Linked DNA regions of Homo sapiens: region 2 is linked to region 1. Evidence: chromatin loops called from intact Hi-C (ENCODE). Cell type or tissue: Caco-2. All regions are shown on one strand. Links, peaks and the distances in the headings refer to the core of each region. The heading gives the core; the rest is flanking DNA.

Region 1 (8,347 bases), core at 150-8,149:
TCTGTCTCTTTTTGCTGCCTAAATAAAGTGCAAGCTTTTTTTTTTTTTTTACATTCAAGGCTCCTCACTGGCTGAGTCCAGCCAACCCTTGAGATCTAAGCTTTCCTCACCACCTTCCATGCTCTGGCTACACGGTGTTACTTACCCCTCCCCAGGCGTGACAGGTGGTTTCATGCCTCTGTGCCTTTGCTCTTACTGTTTCTCCTGCCTGGGATGCCTTTCCTGTCCTGGGTTAGTCTTACTCATCCTTCAAGGCTTATATTGATAATCGTGATCATTGTAATGATGACAGCTGATAGTTAAGCACTGGTTACATGCCTGGCGTTGTTCTAAGCACTTTACATGGCTTATCTCTTTTAACTTCCGCAATAGATGTGAGATAGGTACTGTTATCCTCACTTCCTATTGAAGAAATAAGCATATGAGGGAGTCACTTAGGAAGTGAGTGTCAGAGCCAGAATTTGAACCCAGGATGCTGACTCCTGAGTTGAGGTCTTGACCAATGTTACATGAAGCTTCTCCAACCCTGACTCCACCCCTGCAGCAAATTAATCTTTTCTGTGCTTCCATGAACTCAAACTGAGTGAAAGAGAATAATATTTCACCTTTGGTGTCTGCTTGTTAGCATACTCTAATAGTAGATGTTAACGTGTGGTGGTTAGTTTGATGTGTCAGTGTGGCTAGCCTATAGTACTTGGTTATTCAATCCAACACTAATGTTGGTTTTGCTATGAAGGTATTTTGTAGATGTGATTAGCATCTATAATCAGTGGACTTTAAGTAAAGGATATTATCCTTGATAATCTGAATGGTGATTTAATCAGTTGAAGAGCAAAACTGAAATTCCCCTGAGGACAGCAGAGTTTCCAGCCTGCTGGCCTGCCCCATGGCTTTTGGACTTGCCTGGTTAGTCCCCACATTTTCATAAAAAGAGTCCTTGTAATAAATTTCTCTCTCCCTCTTTACTGGTTTCATTTCTCTGGTAGAACCCTGGCTGATACAGTTGTACTCAATGACATAAGCTGGTGTATAAGGTGTTAATGTCCTTGTTTTTTGTTTTTGTTTTTTGAGACAAAGTCTCACTCTGTCACCTGGGCTGGAGTGCAGTGGCGAGATCTTGGCTCACTGTAACCTCCACCTCCCAGGTGGAGCACAAGCAATTCTTGTGCCTCAGCCTCCCAAGTAGCTGGGGTTACAGATGCGTGCCACCACACCTGCCTAATTTTTGTATTGTTAGTAGAGATGGGGTTTCGCTACGTTGACCAGGCTGATCTCAAACTCCTGACCTCAAGTGATCCTCCCGCCTCAGTCTCCCAAAGTGCTGGGATTACAGGCGTGAGCCACCGCACCCAGCCCCTAGTTTATTTATTAGGTTCTAAGTCTACTCTTGACCTCCTCCAGCATACATTTAAGGAATTTTCAGAATTCCCAAAGTGTTGAATACGATTGCATTTGAACAAGCTCCAGGTTTTCTCCTGGATCACATACCCTACAAGAATCAGAGGGTTATCTTGCATTATCCTTAAAATCCCAAACAAACTGTCATGTCAACAGAATTGGATTTATTAGGTTGATGCAGAATTAGACTGAAAGCAAGGGCAAAAACTGCAAATACTTTTGTACCGACATAATATATGAAACTAATGAAGCTTATGCTTTAGGGCCCCTCTCTTACATGCTTACCAATGTGTTCACATGGCCATCTGTTTTCATGAAGTTTTCAATAGTAAAATATTGTGAAGAAGTAAGAAGTGAATTTGGAAAAATGCTTTTGAGTGATAATTTATTGAATATTACTACTTTTGAAAAATTATTTACTCGATTTGGACATACATGAAGGGTATCTTCTTTAGTTACCTTTATAATTTTTATTAAAGAAAGGAGAAAACTGGCCGGGCACAGTGGCTCATGCCTGTAATCCCAGCTCTTTGGGAGGCTGAGGTGGGTGGATCACCTGAGATCCAGAGTTTGAGAGCAGCCTGGCCAACATGGTGAAACCCCGTCTCTATTAAAAATACAAAAATTATCTGGGCATGGTTGCACACACCTGTAGTCCCAGCTACTTGGGAGGCTGAGGCTGGAGAATCATTTGAACTTGGGAGACGGAGGTTGCAGTGATCTGAGATGGCACCACTGTGCTCCAGCCTGAGTGACAGACTCTGTCTCCAAAAAAAAAAAAAAAAGAAGAAGAAGAAAATTATGAGAAAAAAATGAATGAAATGTGAGGCAAAAGTGATTAAGAGAAAAATCAATGGAAATTTTCTGATATTGAGAAGTTAATTGTAATAAAATGTTTTAGATAATGCCTAAAGTGGCCATCCATGGAGAGGAAGAAGTAATTTTGAGTAGAAATAATGAATAAGGTCTACTATTATTTGATAAAATGTCTGATGAAGAGGAGTGTATCACACTAGGAAAAGATTTACATTTCTTGCTTATTTGATAAAACACTGATATTGATGAAGATATTATAAAATTCATAATGTCATTATTGTGAAGATATTGATGACAATATTGAGCAATTATTATTATTATATAATTATTATTATTTTTGGAGACAAGATCTCCCTCTGTCGCTCAGGCTGGAGTGCAGTGGCACGAACTCGGCTCACTGCAACCTCTGCCTTCTGGGTTCAAGCGATTCTCCTGCCTCAGCCTCCTAGCTGGGACTACAGGTGCCTGCCACCACGCCTGGCTAATTTTTTGTATTTTAGTAGAGACGAGGTTTCACCATGTTGCCCAGGGTGATCTCGAACTCCCAGCTCAGGCAGTCCACCCATTTTGGTCTCCCAAAGTGCTGGGATTTACAGGCATGTACCACTGCGCCCAGCTGATGAGCAAATTATTTAATGAAATACCAATTAATATTTAAGATTAGCCATTGCCCAAGAACACTTGAAATATCCTGAAATTTTATATCTCATTTTTAAAAGAAACTTGAGATTTTTAAAAATTTGACAACAATCCTAAATTTTATATGGTATCAATAATGTGTTGTGAAGCTAAAAGAAACCTTTCTAAACTATCAATAAAAACATATTTTGATGAGTCATGATGGAGGAAAGACTGAACTATCTATTCTTTCTATAGAAAGTGATTTTTCTAAATCTCATTAAGAGGCAAAGGATATGTACCCCCAAAATGCAGTAAAGAACATATCGTAGAAGTGTGTCAGGCAACTAATTAGTAAAAATACAAGTTTTTATTCTAATTTTTGTGATGTTTATGGTATTCAATAGCTTTAAGAAATTGTATAATTTGTGAGGATTTCGTATTTGGTTCTAAAGAGATATTTACCATTGTAAAATTCTTTTTTTTCTCTTTTTTTTTTTGAGGTGGAGTTTTGCTCTTGTTGCCCAGGCTGGTGTGCAATGGCACGATCTCGGCTCACTGCAACCTGCGTCTCCCGGGTTCAAGTGATTCTCCTGCCTCAGGCTCCTGAGTAGCTGGGATTACATTCATGTGCCACCACGCCTGCTAATTTTGTATTTTTTTAGTAGAGATGGGATTTCTCCATGTTGGTCTCAAACTCCCGACCTCAGGTGATCCGCCTGCCTTGGCCTCCCAAAGTGCTGGGATTACAGGCGTGAGCCACTGCGCCCGGCCCAAAATTCTTTTTCTTATAGAGGACCCAATGTCGTATGAGCGCCAGGATCCTCAAAACCTAGATTTCAACTTTCACTAATAATTCTCTTCTTATTTGTTGTCTTTTTCTCTCTAAGAACCAGGGACTTGATGTCTGGGATTTCAGAGCATATGATGACATGTAGAGAGCCACAAGGTCAAACCTCACAGCAGGCTTAATTTAAATTTGTCTCAGTAAACTGAGAAATTATTACATATCCTGAATCATAGGAGCTGCTTGAGTGTAACTGATACCTCAAATGTTAAATTAGCGAATTCCAGGAATTTAGCATAAAGCTTTATCCTTAGGGAGAGTTACCTGATATCCACTGGAAAAGTAGCTCAGTGCTAGCTTCAGACTTTAGGATCTTCCAAGTGCCCTTATGTTGTGATTGGATGCTGGCTTTCAAATGTCCCATTCCATTGCGTCATAGAATAAAGGGCCTTCTGTCCTTTGGAACCGGGAAATACAAGTCAAATAGATTTGATGGGGCCCTGTCATTTTTCAGTTGGTCAATAATTCTTGGCTCCCCTACCATATCCAGTGATGGCTTACTGAGAACAGGGAACGATTTTTAATGATGTAATCCTGAGTTAAGCAAGCAGCTATGGCGTGGTGATTGATGTGTATCTATTTAGAAAGATTTTTGCCTCATAGCTAGAACAGGTAAGGTCAAAGATGGTCATCTCCCCTATGAGGAAAGGCTCAAGTTCCTTCTGCAGTCGAATAGCTTTTTCTTTAAATCTGGAAGAGGAATTGGGAGTGGGGAAAACTTCTCTGCATAATGCTCACTCAGAGATGGATGTTAACAAGGGATGCCTGGGCTCTGCCATGACCTTGACAGTGTTCTGGCTGGCCTTATTTTGGTTCTCATAGGTGACTGTACACCAGCATTTCCGCTTGGCTTCATGCTCCCTTGGTGGGTTCTGTGGATGAGAGAATATAGGCATGAATTCTTGATAACAGCTGTGACACAGCACCAAGGACCCTGCAGAAATTCCTGTGTTGGCATTTGAAGGTCCACCAATCAACATCATATTTTACTTCTCTCCTATATTTATCCTGCATTTGAGTCAGAATGTACTATTTCTGACTCAATAAAAGGAGAGTAGCACTCAGATGATCTTTTCCTGATTTGTGATTTTACTCATGCTGTTTCCTTTACCTGGAGTGCCCTTTCTTCCTATTGCACATGTCAAAAATTTTATCCAGGGGCTGGGCGCGGTGGCGCATGCCTGTAATCCCAGCACTTTGGGAGGCTGAGGCGGGCAGATCACGAGGTCAGGAGATCGAGACCATCCTGCTAACACAGTGAAACGCCGTCTCTACTAAAAATACAAAAAATTAGCTGGACGTTGTGGCGGGCGCCTGTAGTCCCAGCTACTCGGGAGGCTGAGGCAGGAGAATGGTGTGAACCTGGTAGGCAGAGCTTGCAGTGAGCTGAGATCGCACCACTGCACTCCAGCCTGGGCAACAGAGCGAGACTCCCTCTCAAAAAAAAAAAAAAATATTTATCCATATTCGATTCATCTACACCAAGTAGTTCCTGATCCTTCTACATGATTGCCTCCTCTCTTTGGGAGTCCTCTTTAGCACTTTATTTCTGTTTTGATGAAGGGACTTGCCTTGTTCCATCTGTTGTCACCACAGCACGGACATTGCTCATGTTAGGCACCTGCGTCTGTTAAATCGGCAGTGACTATTTCCTCCTGAATCAGGTTTGAACTGTCTACCTGCAAAGCCTGAAAAAATCCCCATGATGACAAGCTACTAGAGTTCAGGGGCAGCTGATCATCCCTGATCCCTTCCACTTTAACTTTAAAGTGAAAATTACTTTTCTGACCTCAGGGAGAAACCATATTTCATCTCTTAGGTGTTATGACCCCACCTTGTCCTCACACAAATTACTTTTAGGACTATAGGCTTCTTTAGACAAAGTGTACCTTAAAACATCCACAGTTCTCTAAATATCTAAAGAGAAAACAATCTTTCTCATAATTTCAAACACTCATGAAACTTCCATGATAGCAACCTTGCATTTCCATCTGGCAATTATTATACTAGAAGGGAAGCATTTAGGAGTCATAGTTATAAACCTAGGTCTTCTGCCCTCACCCAACTTTCGTGTTTCAAGTTCTTTTTCAACACACTAGATGTCACTCTCTACCCACCGAATTTCAGAGCTAAGCACTGTGGTGAGTTAATTAGAAAAGAAAGCTATTTGGAAAAGGGTTCGTAAGTAGCTGCAAAACATATTTTCAATTACTTCCAAATAGAACATTTTCCCCCACAGTTTGCAAGAGGCGTTCATTATTTCTTTGGTAAAAAGAAACCCTTCAAAACTCGTTAAAGGAAAGAGGAGTAAAGTCAGTAGTAGTCTTTTCTCTCTCCAGCCTTGTGGCATGGTGATTTAGACAGGTGTGGAGCTGTGCTGAAATATAGTTTGCCTCTGAAATTATTTCCTCAGCAAAGGACAGAGCCTCAGGAGGGGGCTGGCATTTAAAGCTGTTCCCAGAGATGCAGGGAAATCCCACATCCAGCCCTCTCAACAATACCTCAGAAAGGACCCTTTGCGTATAAAGGAAGCATTGATGACTTAAATTTCATTTTCTTGATTTAACAGGCATTTTCAATCATGAAACATACATGCGAACCTTCTAATTGGATTGCCAAGGTGAAAGAAAACTAAAGAAATACCAGTGCAGAAAGGAAGTTCTTTATTTTCAGGTTGCTCAAGCTAAAACAATAAGCAGCATTTCATGGATGACTGGCATGTCGCCTTTTACTCCTCAAGGCAGACTCAAGAGTTTTCCCAGAAACAGAGGACGAGGCAAGTTAGTGTGGTATTACTTTATTTAAATTCTGTCTTGATTTTTACGCCACAGATGCCCCCTAAGTGACAAAACTTCTTTACAATTTAAAAACTTTAAAGGGAAGTAGGGATCATTTTAGTGGTTCACTGTGATATTGTTCTACGTGGCTTTGGTAAACCCTGGGGCATATGAATTGGCCAGGAATTCCAGAACTGCTTTTCATTTTAAGTAATTTAAACCTTTTTTTTTTTTTTTTTTTTTTTTTTTTTTTTGAGACAGAATTTTGCTCTTGTTGCCCAGGCTGGAATGCAATGGCGTGATCTTGGCTCACCACAACTTCTGCTTCCCAGGTTCAAGCGATTCTCCTGCCTCAGTCTTCTGAATAGCTGGGATTACAGGCATGTGCCACCATGCCTGGCTAATTTTGTATTTTTAGTAGAGACGGGGTTTCTCCACATTGGTCAGGCTGTTCTCAAACTCCCGACCTCAGGTGATCCGCCCACCTCGGCCTTCCAAAGTGCTGGGATTACAGGCAGGAGCCACTGCACCCAGGCTGTAATTTAAACTTTTAAGATACAAATTGAAGGCAAATCTCATCCCTAACCTTACTAAAACAATAATATCCTCAAAATGACAATAGATAACATGACAGTTTAAAGTATGGGCCTGACATTTCAGGTGTGAATGGAATTGTTTTCTACTTCCTAAAAATCTGCGGGTGCTGTGGCTTGGATCTTTGTTCCCTCCAAACCTCGCGTTGAAATGTGACCCCCACTGTTGGAGGTGGAGCCTAATGGGAGGTGTTTGGGTCATGGGGTGGGTCTCTCATGAATAGAGTAATGCCCTCCCGTGGGAGGGAGTTCTCCCTCTATTAGTTCTTGAGACAGCTCGTTGTTAAAAAGAGCCTGGCACGCCCCACCCCATTTTCATCCTTTCTCTCTATGTGATCTCTGCACATGCCAGCTCCCCTTTGTCCTCCGCTATGAGTGGAAGCAGCCTGAGGCCCTCACCAGATGCAAATGCCCAATCTTGAGCTTTCTAGCCATCAGAATCGTGAACCAAATAAACTTCCTTTTCTTTATAACTTACCCAGCCTCAGAGATGCCCTTATAGCAACACGAAATGAACTAAGACAGTGGGTCAGTTATGCTTGTAACAAGAACTCATGTAGCAAAGATAAATTCAAATAACCTTGGGGTCTGCTTTGCACCTATGTGTGTGTACATACAAATAAAAATTGTGAGGTTTTACAAGAAATTATGCCTACTGCATTTTAGATCATTATATATGCTTTGAATTTAGGAGAATACTCAAATATGTTTTAGTCTTTGGTGAAGCTGAATCACTTGTGGCTACCCCTTAATCATTATTTTAAAATTATAATTTGACATTATTTAGCTGGTATTAGAATGTGATATGCTCAATTTTTATGTGTGTGTATGTATGTGATGACGTTTTGAAACAAGTTTTGGTCTACTTATACAGGTCTCAGTGAGACTAAGTTTGAATTACAGCTAAAGCTTTTTCTTCTCAAATGACAACTTTACATATATGGAGAGTCCTCAAAGCAGGAGAGAGATATAAAAAAGAAATTGAATTCATTCATTCAACAAGCTTCTAGAGGGCACTTACTATCTCTTAATAAGAACTTCTCCCATTACAAAAGTAGCACACATACATTGTAAGAATTTGGAAAATACAGATGGGCACACAGAAGAGTATACACCCCACCCATAATTCCATCCTCCAGAGATTTCAACATTTATGTTTTGGTGACTTATTAATGCTTGATTGATATATTTCTAGTTCTGATCTCTATCTGTCTATTTATCTAAGCTATAACTTGCAATCATGTTGTGCATATGCATATTATAAACTCCTTGTCTCCTATTTTTCTTTGTAATTAAAT
Region 2 (8,347 bases), core at 233-8,232, 1.1 Mb after region 1:
TTTTCAAGTTGTGTTCTGCATTAAATTCTTTCATGTTGCTCATGCTTCCTTTGCTGACATTTAAAATGTCTCCTTTTCCCAATTTCATGTATTAATTTCCCTTCTTCCTTTATCACCAGTTCCTAACGTGTGTGACCTACACCTGTGCTATAGCTTCTACTCATTTCTGTTTTAATCCTCTGGAAATCTGGCTTTGAAAACCACCTGGCTGGTGAAATTATTCTCCTAATATCACCACCTGCCTACCCAAATTCAATAACCTTTTCTCAATTCATGTTTTATTAAATCTCTCAAATTCTTTAGACTCTTTGATTGATAAGCCTCTTTATGATTCTTGTTCTTCAGCTCTTCCCTGCTGGTTTCTCTTTCTCCGCAGCTGGCACATTTCCTCCTGATTTATAACTGTGGTTTATACTTGAACATTGGTCCTGTGTCTCCTGCTCTTCTCCTTAAGTATTCACATGATATGGCCCATTTCTCCTCATGGTTTCAAGTACCACTTCTCACATGACTCCCCGACTTCTCACCTTTGCTTCAGTCCCATATGTGCAACTGCTAAACGGCAATATGAGTTTGTCACCCTGACGTTATTTGAAACTCAATGTTTCCTAAGGAAATATTATATTATCTGAAAGCAGTTACCCTTCTGAATATGCCCATTACTGCCAATATAATGTCTTTAGTTTTAGTTTCTTGTACTTGAAAACTTGGAAATGCATAAATTTCTGTTTTTTTTCTTTTACCAATTAGATTCAATTATTCCTAGAGTTTTCTTATATTGATAATAAAATTGTTAATGTTTACTTTTTTGGCCCTTTAATAATTGTTCAGTGACTTATCATTTTCTACTTACTACATTTAAATCATATATGATTTGAATAAAAATCTTGGCTCCTTGTCTAGCTGTATAGCCAAGGGGAGTTGTTTAACTACTCTAAGCCTTGGTTATCTCAATTTGTCAAAATTGACTATAATAGTACCTAGTCATACAAATAATAGTTTATAGAAATATTTTGAGAATTAATACATATAAAATACTTAGCACAATTCCTAACAAGTAAAATCACTCACCAAGTAATAGACATTACCGTATTTCATCTTTTAAATGATACATTTTTTCACATTTTAATGCCTCAATAATCAGATTGTGTTTTATAGCGAATAGTATGTCATAGACTATGTGACAGAGTTCATTTACTCCTGATTGTAAAATAATTGATACACAATAGTGTATCTTTCAATCGATGTTTCTACAATTCAATGAAATAAGGTAATATTATTATTAGTGTTATTATTGCACCAAAAATGAGTACAGTATTAAGTGGATTTTATTACTTTCAACTTAAAAATAATAATATATTGCTGTACACCTACATTTCCTAAACATCACTTTTATCCTTTTACTAGCTGGATAAGGTTTTATGTGGTCCTTTCTCCATGCCTTCAGTTTTTAATATTCTCTAGCACTTAAATTTCCATTAAATATTAGTAGGTTCATTGCTACCTACTATTGCCCCTAGTCTTCATTAATTTGTACAAATTGTTCTCCTTACTCACAGCCCTCTGAAAATTCTCACACCCATTTCCTCTTCCATTCATTTGACCCTGTGACTCCTCTCTATATGAGTCTTCCTTCCCTACCTATTTAAATATTACTCATCCTCATGGATCCGATTTAGTTTCAATAATTTTTCTATTGAAATATTATTGTTAGTTTGAGAAAAGTTTCCAAAAAAGTTAAACTGCTCCACATGTACGTTTTAACATTTTACATACACACACACAGCAGGGTTAAACAATTTCAGAATGTTTTTCTTGTCCCATTGATAGTGTGTGTATTTAATCTTTTTTTCACCTAATGTTACAGCATTGTTATGCCATAGGATAGTTCCCTTCATGAATTTATCTGAAATAATTTTTCTCCCTCCTTGAATCAGAAAAAGGCAGTATCATTGCCTTCTTGCTGCAGTGATTATTCAGACATTTTGCCATTTTTCCAGATACTGTCGTGGTAGGTACCCCTTATCTTTAACATTTCTTTCTGAGGGCCATATAAGGAAGGGCTCAAGCCAAGTGCGAAGGAGACTATCAACCTCTGGTGCACAGCTAACATATCCAGATAGAACTACAGGCTTGGCAGCGGGCAGAAAGCTGGCAGAGGGAACGGAGAGGACACCTGCTCCCTGAGTGATGTTTGTTCCCTAATGAGAACAGAAGAATGGCTACATGTCCTAATTTTGACATTCTGAGTGTCCATGATAAGATGATAGTCAAGCTTTTGGAAAGATAAAACTTAAATATTTTATCTTCAAATATATGTGCAATATGTTTCTAAATGAAATAAATAATGCAAATATCAGGAATTAACTTAAAATTAAGCTATTTGTAGGATTTATTTTAAGAAAAAATATACCTTTGTCTGATTGATATAGACTATTAATTGACTTGGTTTAAAATACTACTGTCCCTCTGAAGATAGGGTTAAATTTTAGCTGGATACAAAATAGATGAAACACTGTGGAAAGTTATTTTGAACAACCAGCCTATATTTATGCATGATAATTATTTATACACTTGATATTTAGTAATGCAAAATAATAAGAAATCGAATGCCAGTGCTTTAGATTGATGTCAACTGTATTGTGTACCCTTAAAAAAGTCAGACTTACTAGAAGCATATTTTAAATGTGTTGTTTTTAAGTAAATATATGCACATTTCTTTATTCACTAAGCTTGCCTAGTCTTATTAATTCAAAACTATGTAAATTATTGTTAAATAATTTAATATCTTCATATTTGATTTATTTTCTTTATATTGCATCCACCCTGTCTTTGATGGGATATAGCTTACCTTGCTAAAACTGACAAAATTCAATCATTTTAATTAACTTCTCTTATTTTTATTTTCCCTCAATCACAGAAATCCTTGAAAATGGCTTTAGGAATATATTGAAATTGTTCTTTAAAAACTCAGTTAGGTCTATCTGTTGTATACATGTATACAGGTTGCCAAAAGGAATTTACTACAATGTAACTGAAAGTTGGTATAATTTGTCCGTTCTTCTTTTAACTCAATATTTCTGATTTTGTGCCTGCAGTATAATTTTGTAGATTAAAACATCAAAATCCTCGTTTTAATTACTTCAAACAGATAAAAGTAGCACAATTTATTTATTATTAAGGAAAAATACATTTTCCTTAAAAATAATTAGAATGCTATATTTATTCTGAGTCTGAGTCTAAAAATGAATCATAGCTATTAGCATGAGCATTGAAGAAAATTAGGAATAAACTATTTTGGAAAAGCCTCTATAAACAGGATATGCTTTCTGCTATGCTCTATATACTCTGTTTCTTTAAGGATCCATTTCACCCCACATGTACATACTCCCTGAAGCTATAATTTATGATGGAGGGTGAATATAAGACCAATGAGCAGTTTGATTATGATGAGAGAGGAGTAAGAGGGAAGAGTACATGCATGGGCACTGAGCTCAGCGTTCCTAATGAGAAGGAGAGAGAAGGGATCAGACTCACCAACAAAAATGAGCACAATAAAAAGATTTGGTATAATCCAAGAATCAGTTTCCTTTACTTCATGATTTTGCTGAGGGAAAAGCATGAGAAAGTCCTATTTACCACTCTTATTAATTGAATTGTATTCCTTTCAAATGATATGCTGAAGCCCTAAACCCCAGAACCTGAGTATGTGACCTTATTTGGAAACAGTGTCATTGCAGATTTAACCAAGTTAAGATGAGGTCACTAAGGTGGCTTTTAATCCAATATGACTATTGTCCTTATACAAAGAGAAAATTCGGACCCAGAGGCAAAAATGCACAGGGAAAAGATGATATGAAGACACAGAGAAAAAATAGCCATGCGATTGGAGTGATACATCTATCTACAAGCGGATAAACTCTAAAGATTGCTGATAAACCAGAAGCTAGAGGTAAGGAAGTATTCTTTTCAGTCACAGAGCAGTTATGGCCCTGCTGATACCTCAATTTTAGGCGTTAGTCTTTAGAACTGTAAGGCATTAAATTTTTGTTTTTTAAAACCACTGTTTTGGCACAGATCTAGCAAACTAATATTTTTTAGTTTCTAAATCATCTTCATGATGACTTACATATTTTTCAGTTTTCACTGGGCTTTTACTCTATGCCTCAGCTCTTAACAGATAACCATGCATTCACTAGTTTTCAAAAAGCCCATTTCATTTGTATCACCATCAATTCAAAGGATAGGAATTTATATTACATCAATGTAAAGAAAAACATGTTAGGGTAAAAATAAAATTATTTCTAATGAAAATAAATTATTTTTATACACATGTTTAGTTAAGATAGCTATGTATTAAAAACTAAAATACACTCAGCTTCCTCACTATCCTGGGTCTCTTCACAGGAAACTCTCTTTTGCCTTGACCTACAGGAGTGCCTGTAGTGAGTGCCTGCAGCGCTAAAGCACTTGAGACCAGCTAGAGACAAAGAATGGGGATGGGGCTAGCAGTAGCCAGAATGTCAGTATGGCTGCTCTCCATTCTCACCAGAGGAAACACAAAATCAGAGAGGCTGTTGAGCAATGCCATGTTTCAGGAAGAATGGTCTATGGGTTGTGTAGGCATGATTCCCTAGCTGGTGTTTCCACATAGCTCAGGTAACTTTCTTGGGTCTCCTCTAGGCCTATCCAAGTTAAATGCTATGCCAACCTCAGAGCCCACAGTAGACTTGCAGCAAACCTGGGTTTAGGGCTCCATCTAGTGCTGAAGAAAAGGCAGTAATCTCAAACTAAGAAACACTGTATCAATCAGCACAGTATGTCTAGACAGAATATAATAAAAAGTTGGACACAAAGCCTATAGCAAAGACTGGAACAAATAGTTTTTAAATTTTTAAATCCATAGACATTGATATATATCCATAAGCGTCAAGAGCAATCAGGAAAATATGACCTCATCAAATGGACAAAACAGGATACCAATGACCATAAAGAAGTGGAAATATGTGAACACTCAGACTAGGAATTCAAAATAGCCGTTTAAAGGAAAGTCAATAAACTCCAAGAAAACACAGAAATAATTCAGAACTTTAAAAATTTAAAAAAGTAATTGAAATTATTAAAAAATCAAATAGACATCAAATAGCTGAAAGATACATTGAACAAACTGAAAAATGCAACAGAGAACATCAACAGCAGAATTGATCAAGCAGAAGAATCCATGAATGCAAAGACAGCCTATTTGAAAACACAGAAGAGGAAAAAGAAAAAAATAATAAAGAGGAATTAAATCTTAAGATATCTATGGGACAACATCTAAAGAGAAAATGTACTAGTCACTGGTATTCAAGAATAAGTGAGGATGACAAAGGGGTAGAAGGAATATTCAAAGAAATAACAAGCAGGAAACTTTCCAAATGTGGAGAAATAAATATCCAGGTATAGATAGGTCAAAGATCACCAGTCAGATTCAACCCAAATAACCCTACTTCAAAGCATAAAATAATCAAACTCTCAAAAGTCACAGACGATGAGTAGATCCTAATACTAGCAAAAGAAAATAATCAAATAACATAAAAGGAAGTTTGAATATTCTTGGAAGCAGACTTCTCAGCAGATACCTTAGAGGACAGGAGGAAGTAAGATGGTATTTTCAAAGTGCTGAAGAAAAAACAAACAAACAAGTAAACAAACAAACAAAACCTCCTAATCAAGAATACTGTACCCAGCAAAGCTATTCCTCAAACATGAAGGAGAAGTAAAGACTTCCCCAGACAAACAAAGCTAATGGAATTCATCACCACCCAACCTGTCTTACAAGAAATTCTAAAGGGAGTTCTTCAACCTGAAACAAATGGATGCTAACCTATAACACAAAAGCAGCTGAAAGTATGAAGATCGCTGGTAAAAGTCAGTACACAGATAAATTCAGAATTTTTTAATATTACAATCATGGCATGTAAACTATATATATAGTTTATATATGGTATATATATATAGTATATATATTTCACTCATACACTATATTTACACATATGAAGATAAGACAAAACTTAAAACTAATAACTATAATAACTTATTAAGAATAGACAACATTAAAAGATATAAATTCTGACATCCAAAATTCAAAATGGGGGAGAATGGAGTAAAAATGCAGATTTTTGCACTTTGGGAGGCCGAGGTGGGCGAATCATCTGAAGTCAGGAGTTTGAGACCAGCCTGGCCAACATGGTGAAACCCCGTCCCCAATAAAAATACAAAAAATTAGCTGGGCGTGGTGGCAGCACCTGTAATCCCAACTACTTGGGAGGCTGAGGCAGGAGAATCACTTGAACCCGGGAGGCCGAGATGGCACCACTGAACTCCAGCCTGGGCAACAGAGCAAGACTCTGTCTTAAAAAAAAAAAAAAGTAGATTTTTTTGTTAATTGTTTTTTGTTTAAAATAGTCTTTTATAACGTTAAGATGTTTTTTGTAAGTCTCATGGTAACCATAAAGTAAAAACTTATAATAGATGCATTTAAAATAAAAAGCAAAAATTTGAAACGTACTACTAGAGAAAATTACTCTACCCCTTTGAATGAAAATGGACTGAATTTTCCAATTAAAAGGCATACAGTGACTGAATGAATAAAAAAAGGTTCACCTATATGTTGCCTACAGGAGGGTCACTTCACCTTAAGAACTTGCATAGACTGAAAGTGAATGGATAGAAAAAGATACTCCATGCAAATGGAAACTGAAAAAGAGCAAGAGTAGCTATACATATATTAGATATAGTAGACTCAAAGACAGTAAAAAAAAAAGACAAGTCCACTATATAAAAAAACACAAAACTAAGACAGTCTATCCTGAGATAATTTTAAAGAGAAAACCTATTCACTAGGCTTAAATGTAAAAATACAACATGGAGAGAAATATGTGATTTTGGACAATTTTTGTAAGCTGCAATTCATTATCTATAAAAAAATTCCTATAACATAAGTGTGTTGTGAGAATTAAATTAGATGATGAAAGTGAACACACTTAGCATGAGGTGATATATGGAATAATTACATAATGTAATTTTATCATTAGTATTCTTATATTTTTCACAACTATGGTGCATTAGGGTTTTGAACTCAGTACTTCTAGGTTTTTGTTTAAAGAAAAACTAAAAGAAAATTCACAAGTCTCTTCAGTTTTTCAATTCTAACGTTTCTAGTTTTATGAAGGTTATTTTCTTATAGAACAATGATTATACTTATGATGAAGTGTCTCTTCCATTGAACCGAGTTCCTTTAAGTGAGTTTATGTACACACCCACACACACATCCATCTTTATCTCCATATGCTATAAAGTGGTTATTAAATCAATGTTAAATAAATGAATGGGGAGATAAAAGCACAAATGAATAGGGATGTGATGGGAACATATTTTTTTAAATAACAATAAAACAAATATTATTGAGGTGTATTAGTTTTAGAGAACTGACATAACAAAGTACCACAGATTGAGTGACTCAAGCAACAGAAATTTATTTTCTCACAGTTCTGGAGGCTAAAAGTGTAAGATCAAGGTGAAGGCAGGTTTGGTTTCTTCTAAGGCCTCTCTCCTAAGCTTGTAGATGGCTGCCTTGTCATTGTCCTCACATGGCCTTTTCTCTGTGTAGCGATCCCTGATGTCTCTCCACCTTCTTATCTCTCCACCTTCTTATAAGGACACCAGTCATATTGTATTAAGACCCACCCATATTATCTCATATAACCTTATTTACCTCTATAAAAGACCTCTATCCAAATACAGTCACTTTCTGAAGTACACTAGGGATTAGGATTTCAATGTATAAATTTAGGGGGATAGGACTGGGCACAATTCAGTCCATACATGAGGGAATTTGTAGAACAATTTATAGTTGATTATACTAATAATATTTTCTCTCTGATTTAGCCATGATACTCTTCACTGCTACAGGTTAAAATAAAGGACAATATTCTCTGGGCCTGTAAATTTTTAATGAACAACTTAGGTGAAATTTACGTAAACTTAGACATCTAACAAGCACGACCTTGAAGGAATGACATATCCAACAATATTTTCTGGAGAAGAGGGTCGAGAAAACTCTGGAGCATAGATGCTAAACGTGAAATGTGAGTCCTAGATGGGACTGACATTTTAGAAGAACGCTATCAGCTATCAAGATATAGAAAATGGTACTGGGCATCTAAGAAAGGAGAGGTTCCTCAGAAGATACTGAGGTCGCACCAAGGTTAGCTCTAATGATATAAGCTCCCAGAAGAAGGAAGAGTTTGTACACTTAGCCCTTTGATCCATCAATTCAACCTGGCTCTCTCTACCTGCTTATATT

What was found. Peaks named below come from ENCODE experiments on the same cell type or tissue, not always from the same donor. Only the 100,000 strongest peaks of a DNase experiment are listed, where the experiment ranks them.
Region 2: it touches region 1 in a loop (5-fold over the local background); 3 of 110 quality-filtered maps call a loop at or near these places.

Annotation. Positions count from the first base shown.
Region 1 is chr4:138,935,932-138,944,278 of GRCh38, reverse strand. All of the region lies in intron 2 of LOC105377448 (a long non-coding RNA gene), which reads left to right. Among named protein-coding and RNA genes, the nearest start is that of NOCT, 76 kb to the left of the region's middle. In Caco-2, for the core only: no CTCF peak of the experiment used is centred there; a DNase peak (open chromatin) is centred at 4,081.
Region 2 is chr4:137,816,451-137,824,797 of GRCh38, reverse strand. No RefSeq gene overlaps it. Among named protein-coding and RNA genes, the nearest start is that of SLC7A11-AS1, 270 kb to the left of the region's middle. RefSeq lists a silencer at 4,805-4,854. In Caco-2, for the core only: a CTCF peak has its summit at 4,763 (motif pointing left); a DNase peak (open chromatin) is centred at 4,727.